7 separate regions of the Homo sapiens genome follow, and regions 1, 2, 3, 4, 6 and 7 are each linked to region 5. Evidence: chromatin contacts called from ENCODE Hi-C or POLR2A ChIA-PET data. All regions are on one chromosome and are shown on one strand. The core of a region is the stretch at or near the end of the contact, and the rest is flanking DNA. Distances in the headings are between cores, read along the strand shown.

Evidence for each region. A loop is a pair of places that touch in the nucleus more often than their neighbours do. ChIA-PET counts read pairs that join two places held with the same protein, here RNA polymerase II (POLR2A). Pooled maps may share reads with other maps.
Region 1: a pooled map shows a loop between it and region 5 (3-fold over the local background). The contact joins the enhancer-like site here to the promoter of ZNF608 in region 5. A Hi-C loop is called at or near these places in 1 of 50 pooled maps. POLR2A ChIA-PET finds 5 or more read pairs at or near these places in 4 of 52 experiments (A673, HEK293T, Panc1 and 1 more).
Region 2: a loop to region 5 is called in a map of heart right ventricle, with 5 times the contacts of the local background. The contact joins the enhancer-like site here to the promoter of ZNF608 in region 5. A Hi-C loop is called at or near these places in 4 of 168 maps with a recorded cell type or tissue (cardiac septum, heart left ventricle, heart right ventricle and 1 more), 1 of 37 single-sample maps with no recorded cell type and 15 of 50 pooled maps. POLR2A ChIA-PET finds 5 or more read pairs at or near these places in 4 of 52 experiments (HEK293T, OCI-LY7, Panc1 and 1 more).
Region 3: a loop to region 5 is called in a map of dorsolateral prefrontal cortex, with 3 times the contacts of the local background. The contact joins the enhancer-like site here to the promoter of ZNF608 in region 5. A Hi-C loop is called at or near these places in 2 of 168 maps with a recorded cell type or tissue (Caco-2 and dorsolateral prefrontal cortex) and 1 of 50 pooled maps. POLR2A ChIA-PET finds 5 or more read pairs at or near these places in 2 of 52 experiments (IMR-90 and Panc1).
Region 4: a loop to region 5 is called in a map of PC-3, with 7 times the contacts of the local background. The contact joins the enhancer-like site here to the promoter of ZNF608 in region 5. A Hi-C loop is called at or near these places in 10 of 168 maps with a recorded cell type or tissue (MCF 10A, PC-3, cardiac septum and 7 more) and 13 of 50 pooled maps. POLR2A ChIA-PET finds 5 or more read pairs at or near these places in 2 of 52 experiments (OCI-LY7 and Panc1).
Region 6: a map of endothelial cell of umbilical vein shows a loop between it and region 5 (6-fold over the local background). The contact joins the enhancer-like site here to the promoter of ZNF608 in region 5. A Hi-C loop is called at or near these places in 2 of 168 maps with a recorded cell type or tissue (endothelial cell of umbilical vein and mammary epithelial cell) and 1 of 50 pooled maps. POLR2A ChIA-PET finds 5 or more read pairs at or near these places in 5 of 52 experiments (AG04449, HEK293, OCI-LY7 and 2 more).
Region 7: a loop to region 5 is called in a map of heart right ventricle, with 4 times the contacts of the local background. The contact joins the enhancer-like site here to the promoter of ZNF608 in region 5. A Hi-C loop is called at or near these places in 8 of 168 maps with a recorded cell type or tissue (IMR-90, cardiac septum, chondrocyte and 4 more) and 15 of 50 pooled maps.

Annotation. Positions count from the first base shown.
Region 1 is chr5:124,262,200-124,265,861 of GRCh38, reverse strand. The region is part of intron 4 of LINC01170 (long intergenic non-protein coding RNA 1170); the gene reads left to right. Among named protein-coding and RNA genes, the nearest start is that of LINC01170, 170 kb to the left of the region's middle. RefSeq lists an enhancer at 1,309-2,249. Within about 2 kb of position 2,126, at least 3 of the 41 ENCODE cell types and tissues checked have a DNase peak (open chromatin) inside an H3K27ac peak, as active enhancers do.
Region 2 is chr5:125,197,463-125,201,179 of GRCh38, reverse strand. The region is part of intron 4 of LOC101927421 (a long non-coding RNA gene); the gene reads right to left. Among named protein-coding and RNA genes, the nearest start is that of LINC02240, 290 kb to the left of the region's middle. Within about 2 kb of position 2,464, at least 4 of the 41 ENCODE cell types and tissues checked have a DNase peak (open chromatin) inside an H3K27ac peak, as active enhancers do; they include heart left ventricle and heart right ventricle, where a contact is called at or near this core.
Region 3 is chr5:124,288,015-124,291,482 of GRCh38, reverse strand. The region is part of intron 4 of LINC01170 (long intergenic non-protein coding RNA 1170); the gene reads left to right. Among named protein-coding and RNA genes, the nearest start is that of LINC01170, 150 kb to the left of the region's middle. RefSeq lists an enhancer at 720-1,683. Within about 2 kb of position 1,727, at least 8 of the 41 ENCODE cell types and tissues checked have a DNase peak (open chromatin) inside an H3K27ac peak, as active enhancers do; they include dorsolateral prefrontal cortex, where a contact is called at or near this core.
Region 4 is chr5:125,042,599-125,046,057 of GRCh38, reverse strand. The region is part of intron 2 of LOC101927421 (a long non-coding RNA gene); the gene reads right to left. Among named protein-coding and RNA genes, the nearest start is that of ZNF608, 300 kb to the right of the region's middle. Within about 2 kb of position 2,090, at least 8 of the 41 ENCODE cell types and tissues checked have a DNase peak (open chromatin) inside an H3K27ac peak, as active enhancers do; they include PC-3, Panc1 and endothelial cell of umbilical vein, where a contact is called at or near this core.
Region 5 is chr5:124,745,278-124,749,094 of GRCh38, reverse strand. ZNF608 (zinc finger protein 608) reads left to right here and starts at 2,456. Exons shown (of 10, transcript NM_020747.3): 1 at 2,456-2,900. RefSeq lists a silencer at 99-338 and enhancers at 218-1,216, 1,344-1,523, 1,217-2,215.
Region 6 is chr5:125,092,507-125,095,964 of GRCh38, reverse strand. The region is part of intron 2 of LOC101927421 (a long non-coding RNA gene); the gene reads right to left. Among named protein-coding and RNA genes, the nearest start is that of ZNF608, 350 kb to the right of the region's middle. Within about 2 kb of position 2,009, at least 4 of the 41 ENCODE cell types and tissues checked have a DNase peak (open chromatin) inside an H3K27ac peak, as active enhancers do; they include endothelial cell of umbilical vein and mammary epithelial cell, where a contact is called at or near this core.
Region 7 is chr5:124,340,654-124,344,297 of GRCh38, reverse strand. The region is part of intron 4 of LINC01170 (long intergenic non-protein coding RNA 1170); the gene reads left to right. Among named protein-coding and RNA genes, the nearest start is that of LINC01170, 96 kb to the left of the region's middle. Within about 2 kb of position 2,082, at least 7 of the 41 ENCODE cell types and tissues checked have a DNase peak (open chromatin) inside an H3K27ac peak, as active enhancers do; they include heart right ventricle, where a contact is called at or near this core.

The DNA of each region.
Region 1 (3,662 bases), core at 877-3,376, 480 kb after region 5:
GTTGGTAATGACCACTGTAAATGCTTCTTCTTCACTTCCTTCTGTTTTTTTGCTTATATCCCAGGTAGTGATGGCGGTCATAGTTGTAGGGGCATAGGGAACACTTCCTCTTCACCCTCTGAAGTTTCACCAAAAAATTAACTCACAGAAGGCAGAGTAATTGGAGAAAAGGCATACACATTTATTACCATGCGCATGGAGGAGAACCACAGAGTGATGACCCCAAACCCACGATGGGGTACAGAAGCTTACCTACCATCTTGAGGTTACAGAAAGAATGAAAGCTTGGATGTTGGCAAAACAGGTGGTGGTCAGGAGAGAAGAGGAAACCTGGCTAGCAAAGGTGATCTTGTTACGTAGAGGAAACGTCACAGGTAGAATCCTTCAGAGACCATAGATGGTAAAGTGTTTGTATCAGACCTTTAAAGGTATCACATTTTCAGTTAATCTTTCCGAGATCCAGATAAGGAAAGGCTCAGAGAAAACCCGGCTACATCAATGCAGATTTTCTCTACAGAAGCAACTCTCCCTCACAAAAGACAACTTTGCAAGGCTACTTCTGTTTGCTGGCTCTTGAGGAACAGCCATTCCAAAATAAGTTACAGAAGTGTATTTTGGGGTCGAATATTTTGATTTTCTTCATGGTGATGGTGGTGGTTATTATCAGCAACAGGTTAGCATCTTCATAAGCTCCAAGAAAATCTACTCCAACTGATAGCAGTTAAGTGGTGGCTCCCGCTTGGGCCTTAACTACAATTTTAGAATTGATCCCACTCAACACCCTGTTGTGTTTCATATCTATCCATGTGGAAACAGAGACATAACATAGCTTGGTTCATGTGGGTTATTTTTTCCTGCATATATATATATATATATATATATATATATATATATATATTCCTGCATATATATATATATTTCCTGCATATATATATATATATATATCTATATATATCTTGTCTCCTTACCCTTATTGTAAATTCCTTGAAGATGGCACTCCAAAGAACCTAGTATTGTGCTTGCCCATAGAAAGAAAGAAAGTGCTTTGCTCTTTTGCTTATTTGGGAAGTAGTATCTCCTGTTAATTACTCAGGCTTAGGCTGCATTTTTCACCTGCTGAGATCACCATAGAATTCTGCCTTCATACTCAGGAATATTTAAAACACAATAACTCCTTGAAAAAGGGAAGGAATCATTAGTCACACGGAATTTGCTTACAAGTAATTCCAACTTGCCCAATAAACTAGACTTTTTTTTTTTTTCATAAAGACCATTTGAAGAAATGGCAGCTCTGTTGAACCCACAGCTTCATTTTTTTCTTTTTTAAATCCCACTGTCTAGTCTCCCCGTTTCTTTTACAAGCAGACACTGCCTGGAAGCTACAATTGCTGCGCAATGGTAACAAGGGGTCCTCCACAGGCCACAGAATCTCCAATCAAGAACAGGTGCAGTCACACCCCCTTTGCAAACAAAGATATTTTGTTTGAATGGGCACAACATGGAAGAATGGGATGTATTAATAGCTAAATAGTGTCTTTATTAACAGTAGAACAGCTGGCAGTTCTATATGACAGTGCTCATTCCAATCCATTTTATCCAATTGCAGAACTATAAGCACGCTCCACCAGGGAACTAAGGGGACCACACGCAAGCAATCAGCCATTCAACAGCACTCTAATTGCTGCACAGTTGGAAGTGTGTTCTCCTCAGCCACTGTTATTCTTTTAGGCGGAATTGTTGGTGCACTCGCCTATCTAGAATCAAGTGCTGCTAATACAGATAAGCTGCTTGAAGAAACTTCCTTTGTTTCACAAGGCCTTGTGAGCCGTCCTCCAGGGGGTTGCTCCTTGGTCTTGGTTGATCATAAATCCCTGGTGCTGGGTGCCAGAAGGGAGCAGATGCAGGGAGTCTCAGCATCTCTGTCATCTCCTAGCAAAGTGGTTACCCTAAAGAGGGAAAAATAAACTCCCAACTCATAAAGATCCTGTTAGACCCTGCTTGAGAACCTTTCTTCAGGGCATCCTACTGAGCTGAAGAATAGATTGAGTGAGTCAGTGCAGATGTATAAATGCCTGTGACTGTAGTCCAAGTCCCTGAGCAGTGGGGAAGCTATACTGGGAGGAATCCATGTCAGGGTATAATCAGGTTACACAGGTAAGAGCCAGGAAAGGAGGGAAGGAATTGGAAAGTAAGTAAAAGCATGACTGAGGAAGCAAATTAAAAACAAAACCTGAAATATCTAAGCAGACAAAAAAAATCATTTCTTTAGTGTATTTATCAAAGAAGGACCTGGCTAAACATTATAAAAATTATTTTCAATGTCAAATAAGGGAGGCTAGGTTACTTTCTTATTCTTTTAGACTACTATTTAATTTTCTTTGTGTGTTTGTTTTATTTGCAGTTTATCCAGTTTAAGAAAATACTGTTTGCAGAGCATTGCGTCTCTGCATTTTTACAGGGTAATTCCTGTTTGGTGAGTTTTCAAAGGATCCTTTAGGGAGAATATTAAAAGGCTCTTGGCTATATTTAGCCCAGACAAATATAGGCAGATATGAAATTATAAAATCTTCCTGATATGCAGGGCTTTCTTTGTTCTGTCTGATCATGTGGGGATTAAATAACTCAGAGGAATAAGAGTTATTGTTTAGGATTTGCCAATCAGGCTGCTGATCCATCCATGGCTCACCCATTGTTGGGACTTCTTGTTTTGTCCTTGTTAGCATGTAGCTCCAGGTAATAAAATTATAGGTTACTCTCATTTTTCTACCCCCTTTTTGTTAAATTGCCCCCAAATGGCTTTCAGACAATATTTTGTTTCCATCCCTACTGATGGCACTTTCTGAATAAAGAAGCACATCTTTGGCTGTGGCAATGGATTCAGATGAAATGGAAATCATTGTTGAAAATAAAATAGACCCTAGAGAGCTCAGGACAGTGAAAATCACCCGTTCACAAAGAAAGTCGCTAAAGCTTTAATAAAAGGCAACAAAGACACAGGAGGCCAAGCAACAGACTCCAAAAGGAGGCAAAAGGTCATGTCTTTTATACGAACTCTTTCATGTTTCTTCCACGATGGGTTAAGTTTTCAGAGCAGCATAAATTCTCCATAAGAATCCTTAAATTCTCAGCCCTCCTGCCAAGAAAGTGAAGACGAATATGCATCTGTTTGGAAATCTCCCAAATGCATGTGCAAAATGGGCCAAGCAGCTTTCATTGCCAAATATTCGGAGGAGCCCTGTCACAGCCTCATGCAGAGGACTTCAGTATTAGGGCGAAGGCACCTGCAGACAATGCCGGGAAGAGAGGAGGGGGAAAGGAGGATATTTCTGGTAACAGAATGCCAGGGTCTGGTTAGAGTAGAATAAACAAATGAACAGATTCCTCCCTATTCAATGTGGATATTTAAAGAGACATCCCCGAGTGCATCTATTTTAAAAATTAACATTATCCACATGCAGTACTTTGTTAATCGCTCCTCCCCCTTACTCTGCATTATTTTCTTGCTGTCTGCTGAGTTTATAGTCAGGGAAAAGATGGCATTTCTGGCCCTTATGATTCAGGGTTTCTTAACCAGTTAAATTAGTAGCTTTCATGTCAGGGGACATGTGGAACAGTTCAAAGAAAATTCTGTATCTTCCTCTGCTCAGAGAGACATATTCAAG
Region 2 (3,717 bases), core at 1,215-3,714, 450 kb before region 5:
AAATCAAATGCTGATACATGACTTATTCCGTCAAAAGTAAGCAGAATGCTGTAATTTATAATCATCTTGAAGCACACTGCGGAGAAAATGAAAGCAGACCATTAAATTTTAATGCCTGTTCAGCTCTCTGAAAAAGAGTGTTTCTGGCCACTCTGGAAGCAGGGTAGTGTTTCTCACACCATTGTGCACAACCCCAAAAACAGTCTGTGTTTGCCAACATTTGTGGAAACTAATTGAAAAAATGATTTAGCTGTTAAAAGCAGCCATCAGTCAGGAAGTTCTCACGAGCACAGAGGTGCCTGAAGAGGAGCCAGTCCCGTCCAACGCCCCAGTCCCCCTTAGCTTTTTAACAATCGTCTGTTGTTGTGCAAGCCAGCTCCCCGCAGCAGGGCTGCGAGCGAATATTCATTGGGGTGTCATCTCTGCTTAGACTCTCGTCCTGCACACCTATTCATCTGGGTTAAGTGAACAGCAGCATCAGCTCAAATTAAGCTGGCTTGAAAACAGCCACTGTTAATAATTTCTGCTGTGATTCAACTTAGCTTTGGCTAACAGGTGAAGATGTTTCAAAACGGAGGCAATTACAGCTCTGAGAGTGCTTTCCCGCTGCCTGTGTAATCAGAGGAATGGAACACTAGCTCCTCGCGTGCGTGGGGAAGGGCCAGCACAGCCACCATTGGGCTGCATTCGTTATCTGCTAGATTGAACAAGCTGCCTGCCGGGGACAGATGCTTAGCGCAGTGATTAGAATATAAAGCAGTTGCAAAGGCTGAGGGGATTGGAGTCAGCATCCTTTATCTCAACTTACTACAGGCTTTTCTGGTCAGATAACAAGTCTTCCAAACCGTTCTTTATAGACGAGAAATCATATGTATATCAATGCATGAAGACTCATGCATATTCATTAGCCTGTACCCTGTGTGAATTTTCCATTTAGATGGAGAACTGTAAAAAAAAAAAAAAAAAAAAAAAAAAAGAAGGGGAGGTCTTCAATTCTATGTAAGTTTAGTTCCTTTTATAGCCAAATTTTTATGACAAGGAATAAATGGAGGGAGTAAGTGTTAAATATGTACAATAAAAATGCTTGCCAAATTTACTTCATTATTTTCTGAGATTGAAAAGCCCAATAGTTTTACAAATTTCCAAACAGCTTTCATATTTAAGTTTAAAAAAGAGGAAGATAAGTGAAAACTTTGTATAACCCTAGATTTTCACTTACTCTGTAAGGAAAGAAAACTGAAATTATGTGTGGGTTTTGTTACTTTTTAAATTACAGAGATAGCATATTTCCATCTAGAGGGAAATCTATCATTCTAGCACAAAAGTAATTTTTCACGTCAACTGTGCATAACATCAAATTATAGCAAAAACATAGCTGTATACTTCCTAATTGTGGGAATTTTCATACGGTTTATTTCCAGCCAAACATTTTTCCTCTTCTACTAAAAGAAAATCAAGCAGGCTAAATTGAATTTTTATACATTACAATTTCCTGAAATGTAGTTGTTAATGCCTTCTGATGTGCCTGAAGGCATGAATCTTAAACTACCTTTCTCCCCCCAACCAAAGAACTAGGGAAATGAAAAAGACCCTTTCTGCTACTGGTATTAAATTTCCATCGTATACATTAATCTGCTTTCAGAGTATTCTCCTTCAGTGTATTTTCCATTAAGGGCCTATAATAAAGTCCTTGGTATCTTATGTTTAAAGAGCAATTGATTATAGAGCTGTGTATCCCCAAACTATGCATATTTTCTACAAACCACAGAAAAGCAGGGAGGGGTAGCTGGGATGAAGTAGAGGGGGAGGAGAAGATGGAGGAGGGGTTAGCCACATGCTCACTTTTATTTAACAAATCTGTTAAGAGCTTGGAAATAGTTCTCATTTTATAACACCAAGGTTATACTAAGCAATTTATTTCCAGCTAGGTTTTTTAAATAGAGATTAAATAGAGATTGTACTTCTCATCAATTATTTAATAGGCTTTGAGGTTGTGTGTGTGTAAACGTGTGTGCTTAAGAAGTTTTGGGGATACAGGAGTAAATGAGAAAAAAAAAAGGACAATAGAGTTTATAATTGCTAAACATATGATCCAAAGCTGTGTTTGAAATACCTGCTTAACAAGATAGCAAATGACTTGTCTCTTTTAAAAGGTATTTCTTTCTTTCTTTCTTCATTCTTTAGAACCATTCATCTAGACTATCTTGGAATATTCTCAGCAAGAATCCACTGCCTACTGTATCTTCCCCTGACAATTACTGTTGCTCCTTACCCTTGAAGCTTTGAAAGCCTGTGTAACATTAGCCTATCTAGCCCAGTGAAAATGTCTTTACAGATTAGTGTAATGTTAATACTGCTGGCTCCCCGCTTTTGACCTGAAGTGGAATATATTGCACTGCTGGAGCAGATGGAATCAGTTTCACTGGGCTACAGAGATTGGTTGGCTGCCTGCCAAAAGTTCAGTGCTAGTGGCAGTGGAAGCTCCAGCTCAGAATAGCAGGCTTGAATCTATTCTCTGCTCTTGGAGAGAAAACAAAAGTGTCACATAAGTTTGTGTAGAATCAAAATACGTTGGTTAAGATTGTTCATCTGCAGATGTTGACCCAGCATTTGAAAAGTAATTGAATCTTTTGGTGTAAAATGGAGACATCTTTATTCACTTTTGCTGAAAGACATGAGACAAAAGCCAGAGCAAAGAATAAAAAAAGAAATTATCTGAACTCCATTTAACCTTCCAGTTGAATGCCTATCTCACCATAAGAATACAAATGTGTACTTGTAGAGTGTTTAAAGCCTGTCTCCTATTTTATGACTGCAAATAGATCTTAGTCTAAAATAATAGATCAAATTCATAAATGGGGGAAAAAAGATAAGCTTGTATAGCCGAAGTGAAATAATTATCCAAATAGTTCCAAACCAGAATCTAAAACTGGGGATGTGGGGCGGGGAGATCTATTTCCTAAGTTATCCATACTAGCTTTATTATTGACTGCATCATTCAGATAAATGTTCAAAATCCTTGCTGGATTTGTATGAACAGAAAAAGCATACAAATATTTGAAATCATATCTTCCAAAATAGATTTGCCTGTTGATAGCTGTCCTTTCACCTGGAACACTGGGAACACTGATTAAAACCATTAATAACAGCAGCTGAAAACTATGGTTGTCAGATTTAGCAAAATAAATAAATAAATTATGATGTGTGGGGGACTAGGGGGCTCCAATTTGAATTTCAGATAAACAACTCATGATATTTTAGTATAAGAATGTCTCAAATATTGCATGGAATATGGAGCATGCACAATTTGGAATATACTTATACTAAAATATTATTCATTTTTCATTTGAAAGTTGACTTAATTGGGAATCCTGCATTCTACCCGGCAACACTGAAAGATGTACTCTTTATTTTCTTACTTCCTGAATGTACTAAGACATCCTTTCCTTCACACACACACATGCACACACACACCCTAACTTTCAATTAACACAGAGGGGTTTTTTGTATTTATTCATCAGGTTATCTCTAAGTTTATTTTAATCATATTTTCCTCTCAAGTACTGCCTTTCCACAGCAGTAAAACATATGCTGTTTGCTGCCTAAGTAGATGGGTAATGTAAGCTGTGATGTGGAGAGAATTCTTCTCTTATCCGTTCTCTCTGAGGGTGTAGTTACAGAAACATATATATGTGCTTTTATCTGTGATAAGAGCTA
Region 3 (3,468 bases), core at 478-2,977, 460 kb after region 5:
ATCTATCAAGTCACAGTCCCTAGGAACAAATCTGCAAATCTGTTAAGAGAGTGCTACAGGTAGATCCTATGATTGTGCTCTAAGGAAAAATATATCAGAGTCTGTTTTCCCAAGAGTTAGTTCTAGGGATATTAAACATTATGTGGCAAAACATTCCCCCTGGCCAAGTGATTTGGGAAAACATAGGTTAAATGGTATTTAACAAGTCTCTTCTAGGAGACTTATATTGAATGCACAGTGAGAATTTCAAGAGAAAACTGTGGTATTCAAATGTTTCCCTAACTGGGCCAAGTGTGGTGGCTCATGCCTGCAATCCCAGCACTTTGGGAGGCCATGGAAGGAGGATCTCTTGAGCCCAGGAGTTTGAGACCAGCCTGGGCAACATAGTAAAACCCTGTCTCTACCAAAAAAAAAAAAAATAGAAAAATTAACCAGGCATGGTGGCATGCACCTGTTGTCCCAGGTACTCGAGAGGCTGAGGCAAGAGGATCACTTGAGTCCCTGTGGGCAGGGGGTATCAAGCCATGATCAGGTCACTGCACTATAGCCTGGGTGACAACATGAGACCTTGTCTCTAAAAAAAATAAAATAAATTTAAAAAATAAAACAGACAAAAAACCCAAATGTTTTGCTAATTACTTTGGCCACGGAGCACTCTCTTCAAGGAACATATCCTGGGTCTAGGGATTTGCAGAACCTACCTTGGGGGATCCAGTTTCAAAAGATGCTTAATGAAAATAAGAATCACCAAGAAAACTTCAACTGCCAGCTTGAATAGTTATGGAATCATTTGGAGGCATAATCACCAGTATCTCTTCCCTAAAGGCATTTAAGGCAATTTCTAGAAAACATTTTATAAGGGAGCAGTGTTCTAGTTATTCAGGTATTAGAGGATGTGGTGAATCTACTTATTTCAGGTAAGCTGGAGAAATGTATTCTCTATCTGATGTGAGATGTTAACAGCATCTCTTTAGAGTGATGTTGGAATGGTCCTCATGAAACAAAAACATGATCCAATTTTTCTTTTTTCTATTTCTGCTGTCATAGTAGCAGCATAGGCTAAGGGAAGAAAAGTGGTTATTTAAAGGCTGTTTTGGCATTGAGAAGGAGTCTGGGATCCTAGGCTGTAAAGGGTTGGAAAGCATATCTCATAAATCAAAGGATGTTAGCCCAAATCCCATTGCTTAAAGGTGAGCCTTCTTCCAAACAAAATCTAAAAGCTTGGAGAAGTCATGATCAGCACAGTTAACACCAAAGCAGCTGATTTCTGGCCTTTGTAAAATGCAGTGTAGTTAAAGCAGGTTTCAGGAAGGAACACATCAAGAACTAACTCTCAAACCTGGCAAAGCTCATTTGTGGACAAGGCCTTGTCAGTGGCTGCCCTGATCTCACTTTCGCTCCTTTGTTCTACTTGTTGCAAGAAGGAACATCTGGCTCAGGGCCTGGAAAGCAGACTACATCCTCCATTGCACCTGCCCCAGGAGGAAAAAGAGAAATGCTTTACTGACAAAAGGTAGGATTTTCAGAGCTGCATTCCTGCCCATTAAAGCAGCTTGTTTGATCCCTTCAAAGCTCAAGATCAAAGGGAGGCTTTTCCGGACCTGCCAACCCATAAAGCTACAGGCAGAGAGAAGGACCTCTTTGTTTTTACAAAGCCAGGTGGACTTGCCATTTCAGTTCCCAGCCAGAGGAGGGGCTGTGGGCAGCTTGTAGGGTTTTCTCACATCTGGCTGGTGCCATTTGGATGCTGGACTTTCCCAGGAAAGCAGGAGCTACTCCAGCAAGATCCTGGCAAGTCAGAACCAGCACTTGGCAAAGAAACATGTAACACCTCCTCTCTCTCTTCGCCTCCACCTGGAGGCCAGATCACCAGCATTCATTTTATTTCCTAATCCCCAAGGCGTAACTACACGTTTCTGGGCCGAGAAAGCTCCCGACACCTTTCCTCCCCCATAATTTACTGAACGCAATCATGAGAAAACAATACTCTAGTTTTAAGTGTACTTAAAAATCGTCACTTTATGTGGTGCTTGCTGGCTTTGAGTATAATGGAATGCATGAACCAGGGAAATGAATTTGGACCCACTTCCCTGAGAAAGTGTGATGAGAGGCTTCTGAGCCCCCTCAGCCTGTCACCACCTCCCTGCCAGTAGCAGAGTCCTCTTGGCCCCAGGCCAGTGCCACATGCTGGCCCTGGCCACGGCTCAAGGAATGACGGGATGTAGTTTTTTTTCTGGTAAAGAGGCAGCCAGATTGTGACTTCCCCTGGCAAGGGCTTCACAGTGCTATAAGAGATTTTTGCTTTAAAAATAATGACAACCTCCTCCCACATACAAACATTTATAAGCATATCTAGCAAAAACCTTCCAGCCATTGGAAGAGGCACAGGATTGTGTAGAAAGTCAACACGAACCTGCATTAACAATGGACCCATCTTAAGCATAGAACCCACAGTAAGAGATACAGATGGAGGAGTTCAAAACAATTATGAAGCTGCAAAGGAGGGGAGAGAGGAGAGAAGCAATACTCCCTTGATAGTGGAAAATAAGGACAGAAACCAGATAAGACAAAGGCCAAGGGAATCGGATAAAGAACACCAATTTCTGTAGGAATAGTTGGCCAGGGTGCAATAGCCCAAGCCTGCTGTTAACTGCAGGAATTCATTGTGCCTTGGGTCAAATTTTTCCCTTAAGAAAGATTTTTCATGAAAGCAAAAATGGGTGGAGTCATGGGACTCTATGCACAGAAGTTTGCTGAATCATGATTTATTTTTTAAGCTATACCTTTTTTCCAGGTTCTGTATATAAGGCCAGTTGAAGGAAGGGGTGAGCTGATCTCAAGGCCAAGGTAGTATCAAAAGGGCCGTGCTGTTTTTTTTAACTCAGAGAATTCTGAATGGATTTATTTGGCAGAGAAAAGAAAGGCTACACTCACCAAGAGGGTTAGCTGAGGTTGGAGACACAGAAGTGGCATCATTCATTAATGTGGAGGGGGGCTGGACCAGGTGCAGTGGCTCATGCCTGTAATCCCAGCACTATGGGAGACAGAGGAGGGCAGATCACCTGAGGTCGGGAGTTCAAGACCAGCCTGACCAACATGGAGAAACCCCATATCTACTAAAAAAAACACAAAATTAGCTGGGCATGGTGGCACATGTCTGTAATCCCAGCTACTTGGGAGGCTGAGGCAGGAGAACCCAGGAGGTGGAGGTTGCGGTGAGCTGAGATCGCACCATTGCTCTCCAGCCTGGGCAACAAGAGTAAAACTCCATCTCAAAAAAAAAAAAAAGAAAAATGTGGAGGGGACAGGTAGGAGCCTGAGTAGTGAACAGGGACACAGCTGTGAGAAGCGAATGGTGGGGAGCCAAGAAGGGGGTAGGGGGAGCCAGTCAGTTCCCGTGCATCTCTGTGGGCAGAGTGCTGATCTGTAGCAGCAGCAGGTCAAATGGTTTGGATATCACTGAGTCAC
Region 4 (3,459 bases), core at 841-3,340, 300 kb before region 5:
AATCGTTGCTATTTTGGGGGTGTGATGATTACTTTGTATTTGCATTAAAGCAAAAGAGTCCTTGTCTTTTAGAGATGTATACTAAAATACAGTTGTCCCTTGTTGTCCCTGGAGAATTCATTCCAAGACGCCCACAGATACCAAAATCTACAAATGCTCAAGTTCCTGATATAAAATAGTGTAGTATTTGCATATAACTTACTCACATCCTGCTGCATACATTGAGTCATCTCTTGATGATTTACATTTAATACAATGTAAATGCTATGTAAATAGTTGTATTGTTTAGGGAATGACAAGAAAAAAAATCTGCACACGTTCAGTATAAATGCAACCATCTTTAACAAAAAAAAAAAATGAATCTGCGGTTGGTTGAATCCACAGATGTGGAACTGATGGATATGGAGGGCCAACTATACTTAAAGGTAAAACTACTTGATACCTGGGATATGCTTCAAAATAACAAGGGGCTAAATGCAATGTAGTATCTTGGATTGAATTCTAGAAAAGAGAAAGAATTTTAGTGGTAAAACTGGTGAAATAGGAATAAAGTCTAGATTTAATTAATAGTTTCACATCAATACTAACATATTCATTCTGACAAACGTACCATGGAATCGTAAGATAGGGAGACATAGGTAAAGAGTATGTGAAAATTGTCCTATCTTTGCAACTTTTCCATAAATCTAAAATTATGCCAAAATATGAAATTTATTTTAAAAGCAATGAGAAGAGAGAAGTGGATGCAGGTGTAGATGGGACAGGATTCACCAAGGATGAATGGTTGTTGAAACTGGATGGCGAGTATAGAGGATTACTATACAACTCCACCTACTCTTGAGTGAGTTGTAAATTCTCCATAATAAAGTCACGTAAGTTAAAAACATTATGATATTTTCTATAGACTATTAAGAGCCTACACAGACCTTTGGAAGCCAGTAATTTGACACTTTGCTCTCTGTATCATTTCTGCCATCAGGGCAGTGGTGCCTAAAGAGTAGGGCAAAGGGCAGGAGCAGAAAGAATTGGAAAACAGCGGAGTTAAATATCACCCAGCTACAATCACTCGCTTCTTTTCTTATTAGACCCCAAATTATTTCTTCCTTTATATTTTAAAATCTTTTTTCACCTGTATTTTTATCGCATTTTAGATCTCTTCTAGCACCATGTGCCCATCTAGGCATCACTTGGTGTAAGGTCCCCACTGCAATATAACGAACAACCACAGCGTATTAAGCAAGCTAGAAGCATATTTCCCTACACACAAAATAAGTCTGGAGGTCAGCAGGCCAAGACTGTCAAAGCAGCTTCATGGAGTTTTGGATGACTCAAGCTCCTGCCTGTCCCCTACTCTTAGATTCCTACGATGGCAGCCTGGTCACCACACTTACAAGATAGCTTCTAGAGCACACCCACATTCCAGGCAGCAAGAAGGGAGGTCAATCCACTTCTCTTTAAGAAAATCTCCCAAAAGTCCTACATATTTCTGCTAACCTTTCACTGACTAAAACATACCCACACAGCCACTCCTGGCTGCAAAGTGGAAATGTAGAAAATGGTCTTTTAATTATACTCTGGCTGTCCTCTACAAAAACAGAGTCCTATTACTGAAAAAGGAGAACGAAGTGGATGTTGGGTAGAAAATTAGCAGCCTCTGCCACAATCAGTCGTGGGAAAAATCTGAACATGCAGTGGCAGAGGAGTCCAACCATGACTTATGCCCAAATTAATTATCCGGCTAGTGCAATCAGCAAAGATCTGGAAGTATCTGTCATCCCACATACGCTGCTGGCTGGTTTATGTTGATTGGTTTGACTGAAAGTTAAAAGTAGAAAACTGCCTGTTCGTTCACCCTTCACAGCAAGATATCATCTATCTACATCAGACGCCAATATATGTGCATTTGTGTCAGCATCATGTATAGTACTAGATACGCCTGCTGTGACTATAATGTCCTTTAAACCTAAAATGGAATCATTATAGATTCCTCCTGGCAGCCCTCTTGAGTCTCTGGGAGACCTTCTGGCCTCCTGGCCAGTCTCCAGAGAGATTCCTGTCTGTCTGCCCGGGAGGAGACACATTCTGGGCTGCCTGCCCACATTCTAACCTGCTGCTCACACGGGTAGAGAGCTGTGTCTATTTGGGTCAGTCCTTCCAAATGATTATTCTGTTGCCTTTAGGTAAGTTCACTTGAATGTCCCACACATACCAACTGTGCACACCACATGTTTGAAAGCCAGTTGCCCAGTAAAAGCAATGAAGTATGTTGGAAAAAGCATCTGAAATATGAGACTGAGAACCAAGCTGGAGCTCTTTTTGGTCCTGGCAGTGAAAGCTTAGGAAATTCACTTAGGCTCTCTAAGCCTCAGTTTCCTCATATGCCAAACAGAGATATTGCTACCACCTCTACTTTCCTTGCAAATATATTGCAAAGCTCAGTTACAATGAGATATTACATGTCACAGTGCTATACTTTACACCAAAAAGAGGTTAATATTATTCTTAATCTAGTGAAAATGTGAGTCATTGAAAAAAGAAGAGAAAAACAAGAAACAACAATAATGTAGCTCAAGCTCATTTGACCAGGGTCAACACAAAGAAATATAGTAACTAGTGCCAAATCTGCAGGATATAAAGAATATAGAGAGACAAAAGAATATAAAGAGACAAAAGGATCAGTGAAATTATATCTGCCTCAGAAATGATAGATTCTAAATGACTTCTCTCAGGAAGTAAACTTACAACATTCTTCGAGCCACCATTTCCATTTATTATCAGCCATTCTTCCCATGGAACATCAGTTCAAAGAGGAAACCTATTGTTAAATACTCTGTTCTCCTCCAACTGAAAGGGTGAACTATGTTTTATTTCTTTTAACTAGTCACCTTTAAAATTCAGCAAGATTCCTATCTCAGCAGCAAAGACCCAAAACTCTCACATAAAATTTTACTGCTCAATACCATCAGCTAGGGTCCATTTCCATTCATGAATATAAGCCTTTGGGCACAAGTATGTAAGTAGTTACATAAACATAAATTCATTCAGGGAGATAGGTGACTTCTGTAGGTGTGAATGTACATGTGTATGTAATTCGATATATTGGAGCCTCTAGAAGGTTCATAGTTTTATAGAGACATCAACAAGAAGTAATTTTAAATCCTTTAGTTTTTGTCAAAAGAAGGAGCTTTAGTTTATGCAACATAAAATTAGAATTGCTTTTACTTGCTACCAGTTTAATATCAACATTTTTATCCAGAGTTAGACACAAAGCTAAACTGCTGGGATTTGACATAACAAAACTGCTCTCCATATGTGAACCAAAAGTCACTTGGGATCTATCGGCCAATTAAGACTCTTTGCTCAGATCTAACTTTAGAGGGTGACTTCTGTCAAGAGCTAAGGAAGAACACAATTCATTATGACTGCAGAACTCAGAGAAGTCAAGAAGCAGATTCACTG
Region 5 (3,817 bases), core at 1,207-3,706:
GCACCATTTTTTTGCCTTCTTACTGCGGGAGGTTCCTCAACCCCAATCTGGTTGGAAAATAAAACGCTTTGTCTCCACAACCACCCCCCACAGCACCCCCACCCGCTCTCAGTGTGTGTTTTATACGTGTGTATATCTCAACCCCCTACAGTAGCCAAGAGAAAGCAGCTAGCCAATGAGAGAGCCCAGTTTCATAAAAGCTGCTCTCTGATTGGCCCGATGCGAAAGGGCACTGGGAACAAAGAAAAGTCCCTTTCAGGTATAGAGGCTGAGAGCTTCTTTTGCTCCACTCCCCCTGTGTGTGTGTTGTGTTTCAGTCCTGATTTAGTGTTGCAGAACAAGCTTGTTGTGTGTGTGCACCAGGGGGATTTTTGTTTTGCTTTTTTTAAATTTTAATTTTTGCTTTTATAAAAAATACACAGGACGGTCTGTGACATTTGATGGTCCATCTTCTTTAATAATAAATTTGTTGAAGAGATTATAATTTCCAAAATAAAGCGGCTGCAACCAAACACATTCAATGCAGTTAGAAGGAAAAGGTCAACTCGATCCAATACAGACCGTAAGTACGGTTGCGTGGTGTGTCTCTATATAGCACTTAGCGGGGACTTCATGCAGGGGAATGTGCGAGTTTTATGCATAGAAATGAGGAACTAGTTACAGGGTTTGGCTTTTGCATTTAGAACAACAACCCAAGAAGGGTGAATTTTATTCAGTGGAGGGTGAAGCATTTGTAACTTCACACAAATTAAGCTTGACTGGGCACTCGGGGTAACTTAGAGGAAATTAGCTTTTGGGCTCTAACCCAAAGGAGAATAAAAGTGACACAGTTGCATATCCTGGTCTGCAGTGTCAATTCTCTAGCTCACCTTACTCCCTCCCTCTTCTGTCCTAGCTGGGCAGACCCCCCTCCCAAAGCGATCCAGGAAAATGGGGGCAAGGGCAGAACAAGCCGATTTCTGTCTCCTGTCAGATCCCAGTGCCCGATAATTTAATATTAAACAAGGGAATAGTCACTCATTACATGTAATGGTTATAATTACCATTCGCCATCTCCTTAAAAAAGCAAGCAACAAAAATACCATTAAGAGAAAAAATAAAAGCCCCACCCAACCCAAACAAACCCACAAATAGTAACAATGGTGTATTTATTACAGGACCAGGCTGGGGAGCAAGCAAAAGGTTTTTCTTTGTTTAATACATGAAGTGGGGGTCCCTAAAATCCAAGTAGCTCGGAGATACCCTTCTCCCTCCCCCAGGCGTCCCCGTCCCTGGCCCCTTGGGAAAGCCGACAAATTGGAGATAAGTTGAGGAAAGGTTTATAAAGTGTTTCTTTAAAACATCTGCTTTGCTCTTGTGCTCATTACATTTCGCTCCTTCCGAACTTCGGAGATCCTAGATCTCCGAGAAATGTTTCACATTCATAACTTGTAGCTTCGCCCACTGCGGGGGGGCGGGGGGAGGAGGTTGGGGGAGTGTGTGCAGGGGGAGGGGAGAGACTTTCAGCTTTTTTTTTTTTAAAGACCAGATCAGTATTTTCTTGATACGCTTGTCACCATTTTTGTTCTCACGACAACCAATTGAGCCCTTGATCCTCACGTGATGTGAAAGGCTTGCACTGTAACAAAATCGCTCCTTTTAGATGGTTGGTTGTTACTAACTCGCCCATCCCCCTCTCCCAGCCCCGACATTTCCAGCAAAGCGACTCTCCACTTCCAATCCATCAACAATTCATTACTGCTTTTAGCTTCCAAACGCCAGCTAATTAAAAATACTAAGCCAAGCTCCGGGGCCATCTGACTAAACACAGGAGGGGCTGGGCGAAGGGAGAGGAGAGAAAAAATAAATAAAAGGGAGACACACCGTTTGCTGCGAGTATAAGAGGGAAAAACTCCCGAAAAGGGTCGCCTTAAAAAAAAAAAAAAAGAAAACAAAAACCTTATTTTGACTCTAATTATCGAATTACCACATGACTGGCTGACCTGAGCGACAGAGGATTCCACTCCCCTCGGGAGCTATACTAGGAACTCAGTTCCTTTTTCTTAAAACAACATAAGACAGGAAAACATCACATCCTTTAGGTTTCGAAGACTGAGCCCATTTTAAACGCCGTTATTTTCCCCACCCCACCGCCCCAAGCCCCCCGCCCCCCGCCCCGAGCGAATGCTGTTATAACTGGTTTATCAGCTCACTGAATCATCTGCTGTCTCCTCCTCCACACCTTTCTTTTTCTCCTCTTGCCCAGTTTCTCATCCCACCCTTTCTTCTCCTCCTCCTCCCTCTACTCCCCCCCTCCTTTTCTCTTAAGTTAGTTCAAGAAATCAAATCTGTCAGGACGGGCGGAAAAATGCCACTTCCCGACTAACAGGCGGAATCCAGCCCAGATTTTCAGTCCTTTCTTCTTATTCTTTCTTCCCTTTCACTAATTTATCCCGATGTTAGCACATTCTGTCTCGTTACTAGCGGACGCCTGTAGGTTTGCTACATGGGATCATTACTGATCACGGTGACTCTGAAGTCTGGAACTGAAGGCGGAATGAGAAGTTGGGAAAACTTTTTTCTCTAAACTCTCTGTTTTTTAAAAAACTATTATTCTCGATGCTTGTTAAGAGGAAAAAAAAACCTTTGGTGCTTCTGTTGTGAATGTGAAACATTATTTTCCAGCTGTACAGTGACACATTTTTTTTAAGGAGAAAAGGACTGATTCGTTTGCCAAAAGGGGGGTGGGGAGGTGGAATAATGTTATCGAGTGATTATTCTGGCTGAGATGTGTTATTTGGTTTCTTCCTTCTTGATCATTTGGTGTTTAAGTAAAATGAGGCACAGGCTTGTTTGCCGAGTGGAGTGGGAAAGGCATTTTGATTTGCTGGCCTAATTAAAAAATGATAAAGGATTAAAAGGTAAGCAATGTCTGTGTGTGTGTATGTGTGTGTGTATGTATATTTATTTATTTTTTTCTTGACAATCAACTGTTAAAAAGGGGCTGATCCCTTTAAAAACCGTTTTAACTGCTCTTTGTCAAACACACTCATTTGCGGTCATTGAGGCCACCTTGGCGCAGATCACTTAAAGTGTATGTCTTAATCAGTTTTCTGTACAGTCAGTAGCACCGTATTTAAGAGAGTGAGCAATTCTCTGACCTAGGAATATGGTAGAATTGTTTAAATGTATTTTTTTCTCAAAAGGCAGGTATTTAACTTTTTATATAACACTGTCTTTTCTAGAGAGAAATGCTCTTAAAAGACATGCATATTTCAAAAAAGAAATTGTAGAAGCTGTTTGGGAAAAGAGGATAGGAGGGAGGTATGTGTGTGTGTTGGGGGCAGTTATTGGTTGTTTTTTCTGTTCCTTACTAGGAACAAAAAACAGATTGCCCAGACAATTTGTAAAAAGAAGTACTGAAACCTAAATTAGAAATAAGGAAAATTTAGCAACATTCTATTCTGAAAACTAGCCTCAGAACTTCCAGGGTCTGGTCTTCTAAATTGCAAGATCTAGGACATGTTTAGGGATGTTTAAAGCTGTGTTCTTCCTTCTTGTCTGAGTGTTCAGGCTGTGTTTCTGGGGTTGAGATATCACATGTGCCAGACTGAAATCCTAAACTTTAAAAAAGAACACAAAAACCTTTCTGGACTTGAATCAGATCCTTAAGATAATTTAATGCTTTTAAAAAGGTGATTATCCTTGTGTTGTTGATAAAGGGATTTTCTTTTTAGCTACCGTAAGATGCTTACTGTCATAGGTTTATTTTTCGGGTTTGGTTATTTTCCTTTAAACCTGATATTGGACTGTGAGGACAATACATGAGCCACCTTAC
Region 6 (3,458 bases), core at 760-3,259, 350 kb before region 5:
GAGACAGCTTCTTTATTCAAATTTCATGAACCAACCTCTCCTAGCTTCAGATCTTTTCAAATCTGAATGTTCCTCATCTCTCTCAGCCTTCATAGAATTAAAGAGAGTTAGGGACTTCCTCTGGATTAGGCTTTGGCTTAAGGGAATGTTGTGGCTGGTTTGGTCTTCTATTCAGACCACTCAAAACTTCATATCAGCAATAAGGCTGTTTCACTTTCTTATCATTCATGAGTTCACTGGAGTAGCATTTTGAATTTCCTTAAGAAACTATTCCTTTGCATTCACAGCTTGGCTAACTGGTTTAAGAGGCCCAGCTTTTGGCCTATCTCAGCTTTTGACATGCCTTGGTCACTAAGCTTTATTATTTTTAACTTCTGATTTAAAGTGGGAGGCATGCAACTCTTCCTTTCACTTGGACACTTAGAGGTCATTTTCAGGTTATTAATTGGCCTAGTTTTAATATTATTGTGTCTCAGGGAATAAGGAGGCCCTAAGTAGGAGGGAGATGAGGATCAGTTGGTGAGTGGAGCAGTCAGAAGACACACATTTATTAAGTTTGCCATCTTATATGGGTGTGGTTTGTGGGCCCCATGACAATTACAATAGTAATATCAAAGATTATTGATTATGAATCACCATAACAGATAAAATAATGATGAAAAACTTGAAATATTGCAATAATTATCAATATGTGACATAAAATGAGAAAATGCTGTTGGAAAAATTAGGCCAACAGATTTGATCTATGCAGGGTTGCTACAAACCTTCAAATCTTTGTAAAATCTGAGAAGTGCAATAAAGTACAATAAAACAAAGTATGCATGTATACAAATTGGAAAACATGCAAGTTCTATAAAGAGGCACACACAACACTGCACAAACAGTGTTCTTTGTGTCATTCAGGTGGCAAAGCAAATAGCGGTCGTAGATCCAAAATGTTACAATCTGGCTCCTCCTAATCTGGAATTTATTTTTTAAATGGAATGAGAGCCTTCTTCTTCAAGATGCACACACATTATCATATTTTTCTATTTATACAGCACGATAATTCATGCCTTTTTAATGATAAAAGGAAGAATTAAAGAGAGAAAATATTACACAAGTGTATAGTACACCTTTGGCTATTTAAGCCACATGATTGGAGGGAGAGTGAGTTTGATGTTTCACATCTATTTTATAGCACATGTGGCTGTATTTATGCAAAGCCCATGTACTACATTCTTAGGATGCTTACTTTGTTCTAAGTCACAAATATAATTTTAGGAAATAGATGAAACTGAAAAATAAGTAAGCCAACTGATAAACGTTGTTTCCTTTCCTTCGACACTACTGTAATCATGTTATCCACCGGTTAACGTATTTTTTGACTAATATAGATTCATTTATTGACTTTCAGAAATATTTTGTAATTCAGTTGTAGATAGTTTTTGTTAATTAAGGGTCATAGATCTTAGCCTAGTTAAGACATTAAGATTGGTACTACTCTTCCTTTAAAATGTACCATAACTTGTGCTTCTTCAAAATCGTTGCCAAGCTTAGGTGAACATTTTCTCAGGTGTACATGAGCTTTCTGCTATAGTAAACCTCCCAGCCTAGTGTTTACAGATCTTTTTTCTCATTTTTCAGCTACTTCTGGTTTTCAATCGTTGTCTCCCTCTTTCCTGTGCTAAACTGCAAACTCTGGAAGAGCAAGCAGGCATTATTTCACTTCCACAGTGCATTGAGTACCAAGAACACTGAGGGCACTTATTCTCAAATAGGTATAATGTGGATTCACAAACGTCATACAAAATCATCCTCCTCTAACATTATTATGACAATTCCCTCTAGCTCTAGGTACAATGGAGGGAGAAACAATAATTTATAAAAATAAGTAGAAGAAAGAATTTTCCACCATTCCTGAGGCATTAATAATGTCTTCTAGCATGTGAATGCGTGTCCACGACTCAGTATGTGTCACTTCCTGCTAATTCATTGAGCGGGTCCAGCATTTCAAGTATAAAACAAAAGACACAATTGAACCTTCCAGAGTCTTTGACAGAGTGCCCTACTCCCTTTCTCAGAAGTACCTCAGTACTCCCAAGGCTTCTTGCCATAGCCATGTCTCAAGCAATTGTTTTAAGCTGTTTAATTAATAAAGTCACTTAAAGGAATCATTGTGCTCATGGATACTACTTATTAAACTTAAGATAACCAACTAGATTTAATCCCTGAGTTCAAGGAGAGGTTAACATGCAGCCCTTTAGTCTTCCTAGCTAAAATAAAGACCAAGACGGCAACAGATAGCTAAATCAGGTTTCCCGCTTCCAGGCATCGAAATGCTCACGGAAGAAAAAAAAAAAAAAAAAAAAAAAAGTCATACCATTTAAAAACAATTAACTTCCATACAAAAATAACTCCATACTTCCAAAATGAGAGTTTTATAAATGAATTAACAGGTCTAAACAACAACAGAACAAAAGCCTGATCTGCAAACTAGAGAGTATCATTCAATTTATTCTTTTTTTCATTCACATATACATAAAAGATGCGAGGCTATTAATAAAATAGAAATTAATTTTAAGAGTCTGAAGATTTTAGAAAACATTACTATGTTTCCCTATTAAGTATTGCCTGAACAATTTGTGTTTGCCTTCCTTGAGATCTTTTTTTTTTTTTTTTTTTTTGAGACAGAGTCTCGCTCTGTCTCCCAGGCTGCAGTGCGGTGGCGCCTCTCTGCTCACCGCAAGCTCTGCCTCCCGGGTTCACGCCATTCTCCTGCCTCAGCCTCCCAAGTAGCTGGGACTACAGGCGCCCGCTACCACACCCGGCTAATTTTTTGTATTTTTTAGTAGAGACGGGGTTTCACCATGTTAGCCAGGATGGTCTCAATCTCCTGACCTCGTGATCCGCCCACCTCGGCCTCCCAAAGTGCTGGGATTGCAGGCGTGAGCCACCACGCGCGGCTGAGCTCTTTATTTTTTTTCCTCAACTTTTACTTTAAATTACAGGGTACATGTGCATGATGCGCAGGCTTGCTACATAGGTAAGTGTGTGCCATGGTAGTTTGCTACACAGATCAACCCATCACCCAGGAATTAAGCCCAGCATCCATTCGCTATTCTTCCTGGTGCTCTCCTTCCCCCCTCCCCCACTGACAGGCCCCAGTGTGTATTGTTTCCCCCAGTGTGTCCAGGTGTTGTCATCATTCAGCTCCCTTTTATAAGTGAGGACATATGGTGTTTGGTTTTCTGTTCCTGGGTTAGTTTGCTGAGGAAAAACAGCTTCCAGATCCATCCATGTTCCTGCAAAGGACATGATCTCATTCCTTTTTGTGGCAGCATAGTATTCCATGGTATATATGTACCACATTTTCTTTATTCAGTCTATCTTGATGGGCAATTGGGTTAGTTGATTCCATGTGTTTGTTATTAAACTAAAGAGCTTCTGCACAGCAAAATAAACTATCATCAGAGTGA
Region 7 (3,644 bases), core at 833-3,332, 400 kb after region 5:
ACATTAGGTTACTTAATAGGTTCCTTAGGATCTGATTTAATTACCAGTACCTTAACAATTGGCCAATATCCTGCAGTTAAATTGTTGTATGCCCTTCATTTTGGGGAAGGTACCTTAAATCTTAAGTGGACAATGCCAGAACCACTGTGGTTCATTAACAAAAATCTGATTGTTATGAAGAAGCATATCTGTGGCAATAATAAATTGCTAATTTCAAATGGTCTAGTCTTAGGGATACAGCATCAACAGAATGCAGACTGTCGGAGAATCTATTTACCTGCCCTTTCTTTTTCTTGTTTCTCCCTTCTTGAATTGGAATGCATATAAAATGTTTATTAGAAGGCATACAAAGAAGACAGCAAAACTAAATAAAATGACAATTTATTAGGACACTATAGGACAATGAGGAGTCTCTGAGATGTCATAGCCTCTTCTGACGGTGAACTAGTTTCTATTTAAATCATTTAGTGGAAGAGAATTCCCCAGAATGAGGATCTGACTAAGCCTGACAGGCTCTGGGGCAGGGCTCTTCAGTTGGTGGGTTGTGATGATAACACCAGCTCTGAGTACAGGAGATTTTCATTTGATGAGTGGTCTGAACATCTACTTAGTGGTTATAAAATATTTGCTGCTGAAAGCCACAGAGCATTGATAAACAGATCCTGGACAGCTGAGTTATTGCAATCTACTTAACATGAGGAGAACAAATTGTGAGTCAAATGTTCCTGTTTAATAACCTTACTCAGGGCAGAGAGAGCTGCTCAAGGTTGGCGTTAACTCTGCATGCGCTGCGCCAGCCAGGGTCCCAGAAAGGGCTGTGCAGACGTTGAAGCAATTCAGGTGGGTTTTCCATTAGGACTAAGGTACACAGAGAGGAAATTTAAAAGGGTCCATCTGGTAAAGGAAATAAACAATTTGTAAAATGGCTGTATGGTATTGAATATACTACCAAGACTCCCTCTGTGACTTACATTTCATCTTCCTTAGAATACATGTGTTTGGGCTTATTAAATCTTGTCTTCACCATAATACTGTATTCTTTTACGTTATTGGGGGAAGGGAAGAAATATTTGTCTGTTCTCTATTAGTCATTTGAACCTAGGTCAATTATTTCAGCCCAAGTACTATAAATACTTTCATTGAAAACTGATTCCTTTTCTCTACTTTCAAGATTATGCTTTACTTTAACACATGCAGAAAAGGATGGATTCATCTCATTCATGGGAAACAGATGAGGAATACATTTTCTGTGAATGCTATTTCAAAAAGTAAGTTAATTTTAAATATTTGTTTCTTAGCTGGCTCCTAGACATGCATTTGGGAGCATGTATGGAGGGCACATGTTTGAGGGTGAGTTAAAGTATTTCAACTGGGCAGTGGGAAAATGATTGTTTTTTTTTTGATGCTTATGACTTGAATATTGTTCTAAACATTTGCTTAATCAGGGCTCTAGAGTGAAGTTGTATTTGAACCTTAGCCAAACTGGAGCATCACATTTCTGTGCTACAGCACTTCGTTCACTAGCGCTCTACCCCATGCTCACCTCCGCCTCCCGCAGCAACAGGCACACGCATACACACATGCATGCACACAGTGCACGCTGGACGTGGGCTCTGACTCTTGAAGCCTTTACTCCTAAAGGTCATTTTTTCATTCTTTTCTTGACCCCAAGCCTGGAATTGCTGCTAGAAATCTACCCACAGAATCCAGAGATTTTACAGACATAGAATTAGAAAATAAAGGCATGCCAAACTATGTTTCTAAAAAATGTCCAGAACTGAATTAAGGCCACATAGTAATTTTTTTTTATTGGCATACTACCAATAGCTTCAAATTGGATTTCCCGAGCCAAGAATGTCCTTAAATGAAATGCAGTGTGCTAGGAAGGCTTTTAAGACCTTTTCACCTCAAAGTGCAAACCTCTGAATGGGGCCCAAGAAAGCAAAGTCTAGATTTGGCATGCCACTTAAACCATGATTAGTAGAGAGTATCAGCATACTAGAAATAGCTGTGTTTGTGAACCTCCTGTTCTTCAGCTCTTGACTGCCAGCCAAGCCCCAAATCAATCCCAGAGAATGAAAACTAAGATAATAATGAGAAAATGGACTTTTCATGCCAAAAACTCAGGAAAGCCTCTTATTCTCCATATGTTGACTTTAGAGCACATAACACAGAGAGCAGTGCCCCTGGCCTGCTGGTCCTGTCTTCAAGACAGTTTGCCATGGCACTATAGACATATTCTCCCTACTGTTCAGGTCTCAGTTTCCTTATCAGGAACCTGGGAGCAATTGTGCTAATGTCCTCATGTGGAGCATAACACATTTCTTATACCTATATACTGGTGGATATTTTGGGGAATAACGGTTTTTTTTTTTTAGTAGATATTAAGCCTCACTCCAGCTCTGAGTTAGTATGCGGCAGAATTGATTTTTTTCTTTCCTTTGAAATATGTCCTTGTGCATTACTTGACAAGCTGTTGTGAAATGCTTAGAAAGCTCTCTTTTGTTTTGAGGCTGTACTTGCTTGGGTCTGCATCTGAACTGGGTGGGGATGGACGCACTTAACTTTTCCTTCCTACATAGCTGGGTGGGCGTTTACTGGCTGCTGCTATTTGTTATGAAGAATCAGCCATAAATCAGTACTCATTTTCCATTTTTTTCTTATTGATGAAATTGCTGTAGGAAAATGGCTTGTCTCCCAAGCTCCTGGAGCTCTGCAGGACTGAAAGCTGCGTACAATAAAAGTTGTTTTGACAGAAAACTGACCAAACGTGACAATGGACAGAGGGGAAACACAGAAGGGCGGGGAAGGAGGTGTACTTGCTTGTCTGTTTTGAGCCAAGGAGCTCTCTCTCTTTTTTTCTTTGTTAAATTACTTTTTCATATGAAGGACACAAAGGGAATGGCTCCTACTGGCAGCCAGAAGGCAGAAAACAAACCCTTTGAAATTTCTAATTTGTTTATAGATGGTCCTCCAGGAGCCACTGGAAAATAATTTTGTCTGCCAGAGACAGCGAACAGCTACCCGAGGGTGTTGTGCTGAAAAAAATGACTCTCTAGTTTTGGTCTTTGAATGTCTTATTGTTCAACACTCAGTAGTTGTTCTGAAATCAGTCATCTGATTTCAAATGACTGATTTCAGAGAAAGAAAATGAAAGAAAAATCTCTTCCCTATCCTCTGGCCTGAGTTTCTAGGAAAGGTGCTTAAAAATTTTTTTATTTTGATGTGAGTTTAAACTGTGTGTTGATTAATTTTTGAACGACACAAAGGTTTGTTAATCTTGCTTCCTAACATGTCTTTTTCTCTCTGGGGGAGGATGTTAATTTTCATGGATACTTTCTGGACCAGTCACTTCGCACAGTTCAAAAGATGCTGTCTTCTCTCTGGGATATGCTATCAAGGTGAACTGCTTTTCTTGATAATGCCATAGATTCTACAGACCTCTCACACTGCAAGCCTAACCTGAGAGTATTTCTGAATGTGAGGAAGATGTGGGTTTGGAGGTAATCAGGGGATCTCTGTTGTCTAGCATAGGAGGTTTTCTAGAAGCTTACCCCTCAGTTTTCCTGTTTGCAAAATGTTTTCTTCAATTTATGGTGATGTGGAGGTGCCCTTCACCTGATATAGGTGAGCAGCAATGTTTT